3 separate regions of the Homo sapiens genome follow, and regions 1 and 3 are each linked to region 2. The links are chromatin contacts, found by Hi-C or POLR2A ChIA-PET in ENCODE. All regions are on one chromosome and are shown on one strand. The core of a region is the stretch at or near the end of the contact, and the rest is flanking DNA. Distances in the headings are between cores, read along the strand shown. Region 1 overlaps LOC643339 (a long non-coding RNA gene). Region 2 overlaps LOC643339 (a long non-coding RNA gene). Region 3 overlaps LOC643339 (a long non-coding RNA gene).

What was found. Hi-C counts contacts between places; a loop is a spot of excess contacts on that map. ChIA-PET counts read pairs that join two places held with the same protein, here RNA polymerase II (POLR2A). Pooled maps may share reads with other maps.
Region 1: a map of Caco-2 shows a loop between it and region 2 (3-fold over the local background). The contact joins two enhancer-like sites. A Hi-C loop is called at or near these places in 6 of 168 maps with a recorded cell type or tissue (B cell, Caco-2, GM12878 and 3 more), 32 of 37 single-sample maps with no recorded cell type and 8 of 50 pooled maps. POLR2A ChIA-PET finds 5 or more read pairs at or near these places in 7 of 52 experiments (Caco-2, GM12878, H1 and 4 more).
Region 3: a loop to region 2 is called in a map of Caco-2, with 5 times the contacts of the local background. The contact joins two enhancer-like sites. A Hi-C loop is called at or near these places in 10 of 168 maps with a recorded cell type or tissue (B cell, CD14-positive monocyte, Caco-2 and 7 more), 18 of 37 single-sample maps with no recorded cell type and 10 of 50 pooled maps. POLR2A ChIA-PET finds 5 or more read pairs at or near these places in 8 of 52 experiments (BJ, Caco-2, GM12878 and 5 more).

Annotation. Positions count from the first base shown.
Region 1 is chr12:93,154,810-93,158,707 of GRCh38, forward strand. All of the region lies in intron 3 of LOC643339 (a long non-coding RNA gene), which reads right to left. Among named protein-coding and RNA genes, the nearest start is that of LINC02412, 18 kb to the right of the region's middle. Within about 2 kb of position 1,494, at least 5 of the 41 ENCODE cell types and tissues checked have a DNase peak (open chromatin) inside an H3K27ac peak, as active enhancers do; they include breast epithelium, where a contact is called at or near this core.
Region 2 is chr12:93,120,547-93,124,142 of GRCh38, forward strand. The region is part of intron 3 of LOC643339 (a long non-coding RNA gene); the gene reads right to left. It also overlaps the pseudogene NACAP8. Among named protein-coding and RNA genes, the nearest start is that of LINC02412, 52 kb to the right of the region's middle. Within about 2 kb of position 1,710, at least 7 of the 41 ENCODE cell types and tissues checked have a DNase peak (open chromatin) inside an H3K27ac peak, as active enhancers do; they include PC-9 and breast epithelium, where a contact is called at or near this core.
Region 3 is chr12:93,080,309-93,084,029 of GRCh38, forward strand. The region is part of intron 3 of LOC643339 (a long non-coding RNA gene); the gene reads right to left. It also overlaps the pseudogene RPL41P5. Among named protein-coding and RNA genes, the nearest start is that of LINC02413, 91 kb to the left of the region's middle. Within about 2 kb of position 1,467, at least 4 of the 41 ENCODE cell types and tissues checked have a DNase peak (open chromatin) inside an H3K27ac peak, as active enhancers do; they include PC-9, where a contact is called at or near this core.

The sequences.
Region 1 (3,898 bases), core at 244-2,743, 34 kb after region 2:
CCTCCAGCTTCAGTTTAATATCCTTCTGTGACCTCCCCACTGCCTCAGGTTCCAGTCAAGTCCCCTTCATTGCCTTCGTGACTCAGTCCCTCCACATCCCTTTAGTTCATCTCCAAAATCCCCGCCCACCTTGCAGCGGGTGTTTGCGATTTGACACCCACTTTGTGCCTGCAACAGTGCTGGACATAGGCTACTCCAGTGAAGAAAGCGGGCGGGATCCCTGCTACATTTTAATGAGGTAGCAGAAAAAACAAGTAAACAAATAAATATGTAATATTAAGCTATAAGGAGTACAGTGAAGAAAGATACAGGGTAAAAAAAAATGGGGGCGGTGAGCTAAATGAACAGGTAGTAAATAACAGCTTAAATTTCACGTGCAAGTGATAGCCATTCTGCAGCAGGATGCATTGTGGACTTTTTATCTTCACTATCATTACCCACACCCCTGAGACTGCATATTACAAAAGAGTTCTTATCATTGACCTATATTTGCATTCCTTTTAGCTTCTTTTATGGCTGTTATTCAGGGAAATAATATAGAGCACTAAAGATTGCCTAATGTGCTATTTGTGTGGGATGCTGAGAGAATATCATTTGCTATTGCCCCACGGGGCAGTGACGGTACAAATGACTCAATTTTTTTCCCTGCAACCTTCTTTGCAGGAAAATTCAACTAAAAATATTTAATAAAACCAAGTTTTACTCAAGTATAAAAAACTGTTGTTTTTTAAAGTTCCCTGGGCTATGTTACTGTCACCGTGGTAGCTTAAAAAGTATTACATATGTGATGTTCCTGTCACTTTACTGGATTTAGGTTTTCAAATTCAGAGCAGGTGAAATTGAAGGTTTTCTTTACAGAGGCTGTTCTTTTAACCAGGGTGATTTGCTCCCACCCGACTTAGTCATTTTTAAAATTCTTATTTTTATTTTAGAGACAGGGTCTTGCTCTGTCACCCAGGCTGCAGTGCAGGGGCACCATCATAGTTCCCCGCAGCCTCCAACTCCTGGGCTCAAGCAATCCTCCCACTTCAGCTTCCCAAGCAGCTGGGACTACAGGTGCACATTACGATGCCTGGCTAATTTTTTATAGAGACAGGGTCTTGTTTTGTTGCCTAGGCTGCTCTCAAACTCCTGGGCTCAAGCGACCCTCCCACCTCAGCCTCCCAAACTACTAGGATTATATGCATGAGACACCACGCCCAGCCTGAATTTTTTTTAATATAAGAAATCAATATAAAGACAAAATAAAAACGGGTAAAATGTGTGCCTTTAACCTAAGGTATAGACAAACCCTTATTATCCTCATCTAACACACAGACCTTAATTCTACTGCTGATTTCCTTCCCACTTCTCTTCAACTCAGAAGCACTTTCTGAGGCAAAACATAGCTTCAGCTTTCTGGTCTCATGGCAACTTGGCAGCACAAGGCTTCTAGGCTAAAATCCCAGCTTCCATGGATCCACGCTGTTTCAGTCACAAATATTTACCTTGCCTGGCTCCGCAGGCTAATTAAAGGGGTAGGCTCTGTTCCTCTTGGCTCTCCTCTAAATTGCTTTTAGAGGAAGAAGCAGTGGCGGGACCAGAATGGCAGCCCCATCACTCATCTCCACAGCCACACGGTGACTACCTTACAAATATCCTGTTCAGATCAGAAAAGGGGTTTGCAGCCACGCCCTTGCCTCTCTCCAGCTAGATCTGAAATTGCACATCCCAACGATGATTTCCCCTGGAAGCTGACATTAGCCCTAGCAGCGTATGTGACTGATGGTGCCTCTGAAAGAGGGACTCTCAGGATCAAATACTAAGAGCTTATTATACCAGTTAGAACACAGTGTTTCACTGTGAATATATACTTTTATTATAAAAATGACATATGCTTATTATAAACAATTCAAGGTGAAGAAAAGTTGGGAAGTTCACAGGGAATTTTTCTTCTGCTCTCACTCAGCCCCAGCACTGATCCAAAGACTGCCCTCCCTCTAGAAACCTCTTTTATCAGTTTCTGGCATTTTCTATGCATCCACAAGCAAATGGATATATACACACACACACACATATATATATATATATACACACACACAAACATACATATATATATATATATGCATTTAAATAAATCACTCTAAAGGCTTTAAAGTGATTTCATAATAACAAGCAAGTCCACATTTGATAAACCATAAAATGGAGTCACATAGTTCCAGTCAGCAAAGGGCTTGGCCCTTCCTACAAAGCAGAGTCACTGGGTGAATCCTGCTTACAACTCACAATCGAGTCAAGAAGCCAGAATCAAATTGCCAGGCCCAGGAAGCAATCAGAACATGAGGTGAGGTTACAACTCTGAAAACAGATACTCAAAGTCTGGGCAGGGGAGGGAAATCAATGGAGAAGGTAGAAATACACTCTGAAAGGCAAGGGGCTCAGAGTGCTGGGTCTAGTTGGAAGGGGAGGTGATATGGTTTGGCTGTGTCCCCATCCAAATCTCATCTTGAATTGTAGTTCCCATTATCCCCACCTGTCTTGGGAGGGACCCAGGGGGAGGTAATTAAATCACGGGAGCAGTTTTTTCCCATGCTGTTCTTGTGATAGTGAATAAGTTTCATGAGATCTGATGATTTTATAAAGGACAGTTCCCCTGCACATGCTCTCTTGCCTGCTGCCATGTAAGACATGCATTTGCTCCTCCTTCAACTTCACCATGATTGTGAAGCTTCCCCAGCCATGTGAAACTGTAAGTCCATTAAATCTCTTTTCCTTTATACCAGTCTTGGGTATTTATTATAGCAGTGTAAGAACAGACTAATACAGGAGAGAAAGCACCCCAGGGTTTACTGTCATCACTGGGGTGATGGGTAGGGAGCAGAAGTGGAGAAGTGGCAATTTGAGTTTGCCTTACAGGAAGAAGCAAAGATACCACTGGAAAAACAGAACACATCCATCCACAAGTTGAGAGGAGACAGAGAAGCCCACAGGGGCTGAAGCTGGATGGCGTCTACCTGGGAGGCAGTCTCCCTCTGCCTCCTCTTTGAGAGATTTCTAATAATATTATAAGTTGCCTTTCAGCTTGCTTTTGTTGCTTTCTTCTTTTAATATAGTAAAATGTATATGTAATGTAAAATTCATCTTTTTAGCCAATTTTTTAGTGTACAGTTGAGTGGCATTAAGTATGTTCACAATGTTGTACAACCGGCATGATCGTTCATCTCCAGAACTTTTTCATCTCCACAAACTGAAACTCTGTCCTCATTAATAACTCCCCATTCCCTACTATATTAGTTCATTTTCATACTGCTATGAAGAAATACCTGAGACTGGCTAATTTATAAAGAAAAAGAGGTTTAATGGATTCGCAGTTACACATGGCTGAGGAGGCCTCACAATCATGGCAGAAGGCGAAGGAGGAGCAAAGGCATGTCTTACATGGCGGCAGGCAAGAGAGTGTGTGTAGGGGAATTGCCCTTTATAAAACCATCAGATCTCATGAAGCTTATTCACTATCATAAGAACAGCATGGGAAAAACTCACCCCCATGATTCAGTTACCTCCCACTGGGTCCCTTCCACAATATGTGGGGATTATGGGAGCTACAATTCAAGATGAGATTTGGGTAGGGACACAGCCAAACTGTATCACCTACTTCTCCCAGCCCCTGGCAATTATCATTCTAGTTTCTGCTTCTATGAATTTGACTACTCTAGGTACTTCACATAACTGGACTCATACAGTATTTGTACTTTTGTGACTGGCTTATTTCACTCAGCATAATGTCTTCAAGTTTCATCTATGTTGTAGCATTTGTCAGAATTTCCTTCTTTTTTACAGCTGAATAATATTCCCTTGTATGGATATACCACATTTCATTTATTCATTTATTAGTTGATGGACACTTGGATTGCTTCAA
Region 2 (3,596 bases), core at 460-2,959:
TGTGAGGGTAGCAGCTATGGCAGGAGCTGAGGGGGTAAAGGAAGCCCATCCAGAGAGCCGAATCTTCCAGGTTACGGAAGTGTAGAGCCAGGAAGCCCCCCGGGGCCTTCCAAAGACCCACAGCATGCCGCCAGCCTTTGGGTACCTGCTACATGGGAGCACCCACAAGCCAACAGAGTAAGGCTGTGGCACAGCATCAACATCGTGAAAGGACTGCAGATGTGAGCAGGCAGCTGAGAGACACTGATCCCTTCTTCTTCCCCTCCTCCCTACTTGACACACTGAAAGAGCGTAAGAAAGGGTGGAGTGGAAGAGAGAAGCTGTGAACCAGAATGAGATTTAAACTATGCAGACCTACTTTTTTAAAACGGCAAATTTCTACAATCTGCCCTAGATGTTGTTGGACAGAAAAAGGGATTAGACATAGCACCATTGAAAGTGCTGATTAGGGGCCAGGCACGGCGGCTCACGTCTGTAATCCCAGCACTCTGGGAGGCCAAGGAGGGTGGATATCTTGAGGTCAGGAGTTTGAGATCAGCCTGACCAACATGGCGAAACCCCATCTCTACTAAAAATACAAAATTTAGCCAGGCGTGGTAGTGGGTGCCTGTAGTCCCAACTACTCGGGAGGCTGAGGCAGGAGAATCGCTTGAACCCGGGAGGTGGAGGTTGCAGTGAACCAAGATCACGCCAGTGCACTCCAGCCTGAGCGACAGAGCCAGACTCCATCTCACAAAAAAAAAAAAAAGTGCTGATTTTAGGGACCAAGAAGTGAACCCATTCCATGTTTATGCCCCCAGTATGTTGCAATTTCCCAATTAACTGCTTCCTGAGAGGTCAGTGATGTAAGAGAGGCGTATATACACGCAGTATCCATTCATACAAACAAAGAATTGATTTGAAAAGATTCAAATAGTTTCAGGGTAGGATAAAAACAGCGACATTCACAGGGGGATTCTTATTGTGCCCTGGATTGAACCAAGTTCATTATCTTAATCTATTTCACCCTCCCAACAAGAATTGCATTATCCCCATTTCTCAAATGAAGAAACCAAGACTTTAAGAGACTTTGAGAGCTAAGGAGTCTGAAGTCCTACTGTTTGTAAGTGTCTAGTAAGTGGCTGTCTGCCCTCAACCTCCTCTTATTGCTTGTCCTAAGCCAGGATTCATTAAATCAGTCTAGTTTTACTTTCCATTACCTGATTTTATAAATGTTTAAACTTAGTCCCAGAGAAATTAAAAGACTTGACTAAAGTCTTTAGTATTCAGTAGCAGAGGAGAGATTTCTAACATAAAAAGATCTTCCAAGTTTTACTACAGGGCTTGTAATAAAACCATTACAAAGAAAAAGAATTATTGCAAACTTGCCTACCAACATGTGATAAGCACTTTTGTTCTGAGCCGTGATTGTCCTTACCTTAAGAGAAACATAGTACAAAAAAGGTGACTGGCTCTGGCTGTCCTCTTATCGAGAGTGGGCAATGGAGGGGCTTTGTACAATTCTTGCATTCTCAGCATCTAGCATAGTGCCTGGCAAACAGTCATTACTCAATAAATGTTTGCTGAATGAATATTATATATAACTCAATATTCCCTGGACACAAAAAAATAGCTCTTTTCCCCCTTCACATTGTGGAGAGAACACTAATGAACAGATTGACTTTGTTTTTTCTGCCAACTCACATCATTCCAAGTTTTATTTGCGTTTGTAATACAGATGCATACAAGTGGACTCATCATCCATCATCTCGTCTGAGCTAACCACCATGACATCATTACCAATCCCCAGATACCAAGGCCAGATCTTCTAGATCAGTCTCTCTACATATGTGTATTGCTTTTTCCTTTGCATTACTTATTTCCTTTTTGTACTATAGCTGATATTCCAGGAGCTGACTCCTGGACCCTCTTTGCCCCCAGTGACTTTCAAGGTGCAAGATTCTGTTGCCTCTCTTTTGCTGATAGATGTTGCTGAAAGGCCTGTGTGGAAACTTACAAAATCAAATGAGTTTTCTTCTCCTCCCCTTCTGTTAAATTCTAACTCACCATCCCTCACCCATACCTGAAGCCCAGCTCTCTCCCGCAGGCAGTCTCTGCCAGCCAGGCCAGGCCTGAGCTTGTTCTCTGCGTGTCTGAAGCAGGGAGTCCTAAAAGGAAATATTGCTCTCATTCCAAAGTTGCTTCATCTTCATGGGCAAAGAAAAAAAAAAAAGCAGAGGAAGGTAAATGCAGCAACTCTGAGAAATTCTTAGTTGATTATTTACTGTTGCTTAACCTTCAAAAGATTCCACTGTAGAAAGGGAGGGCCGGTATTCATACAGTTCCTAGCCCAGGTAACTTCTCTTTCCTAGACCTGCTAGTCCAGTTAGCTTGAGCTCATTTGCAAGGAGGCCAATTCTGTGACCCCTTTCGTTTCCCAGAATGCCTCACAGTGGACACTCAAAGCAGTCGACTTGCTAACAAGGCTAAAGGAGTTAGGTTTTACATCATTCCTGAATTATTGATGTGCTTTGCAAATTAGCTTTTCCTGTGCACATGACTCTCCTTAGCTAATCTTTACAACATATAAGACAGTTGTCAAAACTGTTTTGAAATATGATTCTGGGGTTTCAGAGTACCGTTTCACGGGACTTGAGTTTTCAGAACAAATCTCTGTGCAGAGATAGGAACTATTCTGCTTAATAAGTATTATTATTATTAATTATCTGAAGCAATTACTCAAAATACCTAAATGCAATTTGCAAAGTAGTCAGGTAATAACACCATGTAGAAGTTCATGTTAAGAGCTACCATTTCAATGAATGTAGGGAACACTATCCACTTTTCTCAGAGTCCTTAGAAAAATATAGTAAGTGAAAATAAAGGCCGGGCATGGTGGTTCATGCCTGCAATCCAGGCACTTTGGGAGGCCGAGGCGGGCGGCCTTATTTGAGGTCAGGAGTTTGAGACCAGCCTGGCCAACATGGTGAAACCCCACCTCTATTAAAAATACAAAAATTAGGGCTGGGTGCAGTGGCTCATGCCTGTAATCCCAGCACTTTGGGAGGCCGAGGCGGGCGGATCACTTGAGGTCAGGAATTCGAGACCAGCCAGGCTAACATGGTGAAACCCTGTCTCCACCAAAAATACAAAAAAATTAGCCAGGCATGGTGGTACACACCTGTAATCCCAGCTACTCGGGAGGCTGAGGCAGAATTGCTTGAAGCTGGGAGGTGGAGGTTGCAGTGAGCCAAGATCACACCACTGCACTCCAGCCTGGGCAACAGAGCAAGACTCCATCTCAAAAAAAAATAAATAAAAAAAAAAGTAGAATGGTTTATTACACATAAGAGGCAAAGGCAAAATGACACATGGTATACAGACTGAACCAAAATATCAAAAATAACAATGCACTCTTTTCTTTTTTTCATCCAACAAGAAGCCATAACTTTATTTATGATAGAAGCAGTACAAATTTCAAACCAAGCTGCAGTCACTCATTTGAGACACCAATAAAAGTTGCTTTCAGATGGTTACACTGTTAATTCCATAATAGCATTTACAATATTATTACTTTGTTCTTCCAGGCTCCAACTGCCTTTGCTCTGGACACATTC
Region 3 (3,721 bases), core at 217-2,716, 40 kb before region 2:
GGTCAACGCTGTCCTCCTGTGCACTGAATTGTTTCTGGGTGGGGCCACAGGAGTGGGGTTGAGGGTCCAAGTGGAGCCATCAGGTCAAGGTGAAGCCATGGGTGTCAGACATGCAAAAAAACCTGAAAAGATATCTCAAAAAGCCAACCTACAACAGAGATGTTATCTGCAGGAATCACTGGGGAAGCTGCATCTCCTATAACCTCTGGAATAATGACTAAACAATCCTTCATGTCTATACCTTAGCAAGAGACTCAGGCTCTTCTCCTTCCCCTAGCCTGGAGGCCTCCCCTTAGCTTTAGAAAAGCAATTGAGTTTGAGGGAAGGCCTATTATCATTTAAATTTACCCAAATGTCCCTCAAACTCAGCTCAGCCCCAAAGCCCAGGAATAATTAAGGGAAAGGCAAGATGGGGGTGGGGCGAGGGTAGCCCAGCTCACTGTTACAATTTTTCTTACTGATATAATTTTTGCAAAGGCGGTTTCAGTGTTGGTGTTGGATATCAACACCACTGAGGGTGGTGGAGACTGGAAAGGGAGTCTTAGGTGGCTGGTCATGTTTTCTTTCCTGATCTGCAGGCTGATTGCCTGAGTGTGTTGCCTTTGTGAAAATTATTGAACTGTCATTTATATGTGCACTTTATGTATATTAGACTTCAATGAAAAGCACCCCCCACCTCTACAAAAGACAATATTATCCTCCTCAGAGGGCTATTTTAGTATTCAGTGAATTAGTGCAGATAACAAACTTAGAACAGTATCCGGCATATAAGGGCCTCCTAAGTCATTTCCAGCAGTGTTAAAAAAACAAAAGAAAAGCTTTCCTCCAGAAAGCTTTGTGGACTCACCCCTGCGGTTGAGATGCCAATCATTCCCTTCTTATCCACACTTCCTGTGCTTTGAGATACTTTGTATTTGCTCCTCCAAATTCTCCTCCCTGCCACCACCACCCCAGACCCCAGCCCCGGCTTGGCTGTGTCCCTTTGTTAGAGTAGGTAGTTAGGCAGACATAAGCAGCGAAGGAGAGGGGCCTCTTAGCCCAGAAATGTCAGGCAACCATCAGGTGATGGTAGGGCTGTTGTTAAACTGTCTCTCTAAAATAATAATTGGGGTCAGCTGGCACCAGGGAAAGCTACTCTAACAATAGACAGAAAACACCTGAAGCTGGTGATTAGCAACTTCCAGATAAGATCTCAGGAGCTGGATGAGCAGGCTCAAGCATGTGCATTAATTAAGATGCAAAATGGTGGAGTTTAACTGGTATATGACCTTCCTCCAGGAACGCTCAACTTGTAAGGGAAAAATGCCTCAAGTGAACATGCGCACAACTTCCGTAAACACACTGTGCAGTGATCCTTCCCAAGCGCTGGCAGGCCACTGTGCGTGAGGATAGCCCACCCCAAGGGAAGAATCAAGGGAGGAGAAACAGAAACCCAGGAACCACGCCAATGGAGAAAACCCCAAGTCAAGGATCAAATAGGGCACTTGGATCTCTCAAGTTGCCCGCTCGGCCCTCTTCCAAGTGTACTTTGCTTCCTTTCTTTCCTTCCTGCTCTAAAACTTTTTAATAAACTTTTAATTCTGCTCTAAAACTTGTTTCTCACTGCCTTATGCCCTTTGGGTGAATTCTTTCCTTCGAGGAGGGAAGGATCAAGTTTACTGCAGGCCTGTCGGATTCACTGCTGGTAACACCTTTATTAAAGGTTGCAGGTCCTGTCCAGCAGGCCCCTCCACTTGGCTCTCTCCCCAGGTTCTGGTAACTGCCTCTTTTGGCCCAGGGGTAATAATGGTCCCCTGCAGTTAATCCCCAAGGATACTGTACTACTATCCCTTGTGGTTTCTTGTGGTTTTCTTATGCCCAGATCTTTATAAATCACTTCTTATTAAAATCTTCTCCAGTTTTCCCAATTGCAGTGTATTATTAACTTCTGGGACCTGACTGATATCTACCCGCTTAGAAAAGCTATGGAAAGCAGGCCGGGCGCGGTGGCTCACGCCTGTAATCCCAGCACTTTGGGAGGCCGAGGCGGGCGCATCACGAGGTCAGGAGATCGAGACCATCCTGGCTAACACGGTGAAACCCCGTCTCTACTAAAAATATAAAAAAAATTAGCTGGACGTAGTGGCGGGCGCCTATAGTCCCAGCATCTGGGGAGGCTGAGGCAGGAGAATGGCGTGAACCCGGGAGGCGGAGCTTGCAGTGAGCCGAGATCGCGCCACTGCACTCCAGCCTGGGCGACAGAGCGAGACTCAGTCTCAAAAACAAACAAACAAAAAAAAGAAAAGCTATGGAAAGCAGCCATGTAGGCTACGGGACCTCAATCAGTCAGATAACTGCTGACTAGGGCGGACACAAGCAGCTGACCACGCTGAACCAATCAGAATCATAGAAACAGAGGGATTGAACCAGTGGAGAACCACAGAACTATAAGATCATGCACAGGTAGAGCCAGGGTTGGGGCCATGGCAGCCCAAAGGCACCAGCAAGCGGAAGCTACTGTAGGGCAGTTGAAAAAAATTGGTCTGTGGGGAAAAAGGAACACATGCAAAGTATCATTTATTCATGTTTTAAATGCATTAATATATTCAAAAATGTGTTCTAACAATATGCAATCAAATGTAAAATCATCTAATGTGGTCTTCCCAGTTATTAAACTCCATTTTTTTTTTTTAATGTGGGCATGGAGGGGATGGAGTTTCACTCTTGTCACCCAGGCTGGAGTGCAGTGGTGCGATCTTGGCTCACTGCAACCTCTGCCTCCCAGGTTCAAGCGATTCTCCTGCCTCAACCTCCAGAGTAGCTGGGATTACAGGTGCACACAACCACACCTGGCTAATTTTTGTATTTTTAGTAGAAATGGGGTTTCATCATCTTGGCCAGGCTGGTCTCGAACTCCTGACCTCAGGTGATCCACCCACCTACACCTTCCAAAGTGCTGGGATTACAGGCGTGAGCCACACTCTATCTTTTTTTTTTTTTTTTTTTTTAATTCTTCAGCTAAAACAGTGGAAAAGGTGATTTATTATATGGTTGTTACACTCGGCCACAAATAAACACAGAAATAGTCCAGAATGTCACAGGTCCAGGGCAGAGGACCAACATGGGCATTTTGTTTATGAGCAAGGTGGGTCTCAGAGGTGATCGGCGATCAGAGGGCGATGAAGTTCTAGATCCATTGACACAAGCTCTAGACAGTAGCATGCAGTCCCACAACTTGTACCAGCATCCCCAGCGTCTGGCATTCCATGTTTCTGCTCCTGTGGCCTCCACGGTGCAACAAGCTAGCGGTTTACTTGGACCTCTGCCTCATCTTTCTTCTTTTGCGCTTCAGCCTGCGCATTCGCTTCTTCCTCCACTTGGCTCTCATGGCACAGAGGTTTCCAAAAAAAATGGCGCTAAGGCCGAGAGCCACACTCTATCTTTTTTTAAGAGACAAGATCTCACTTTGTTGCCCAGGCTGGGGTGCCATCATAGCTCACTGCAGCCTCGAACTCCTGGGCTCAAGCCATCCTCCTGCCATAGCCTTCCCAGTTGTTAGGACTACAGGTGCACATCACCATGTCCGGCTAATTTTTTAATTTTTCTTAGAGATGGGAATCTCACTATGTTGCCCAGGCTGGTCTAGAACTCCTGGCCTCAAGTGATTCTCCTCCCTTGGCATCCACAAATTACTAGGATTACAGGCGTGAACCACCATGCCTGGCCTTGAACTGTATCTTTA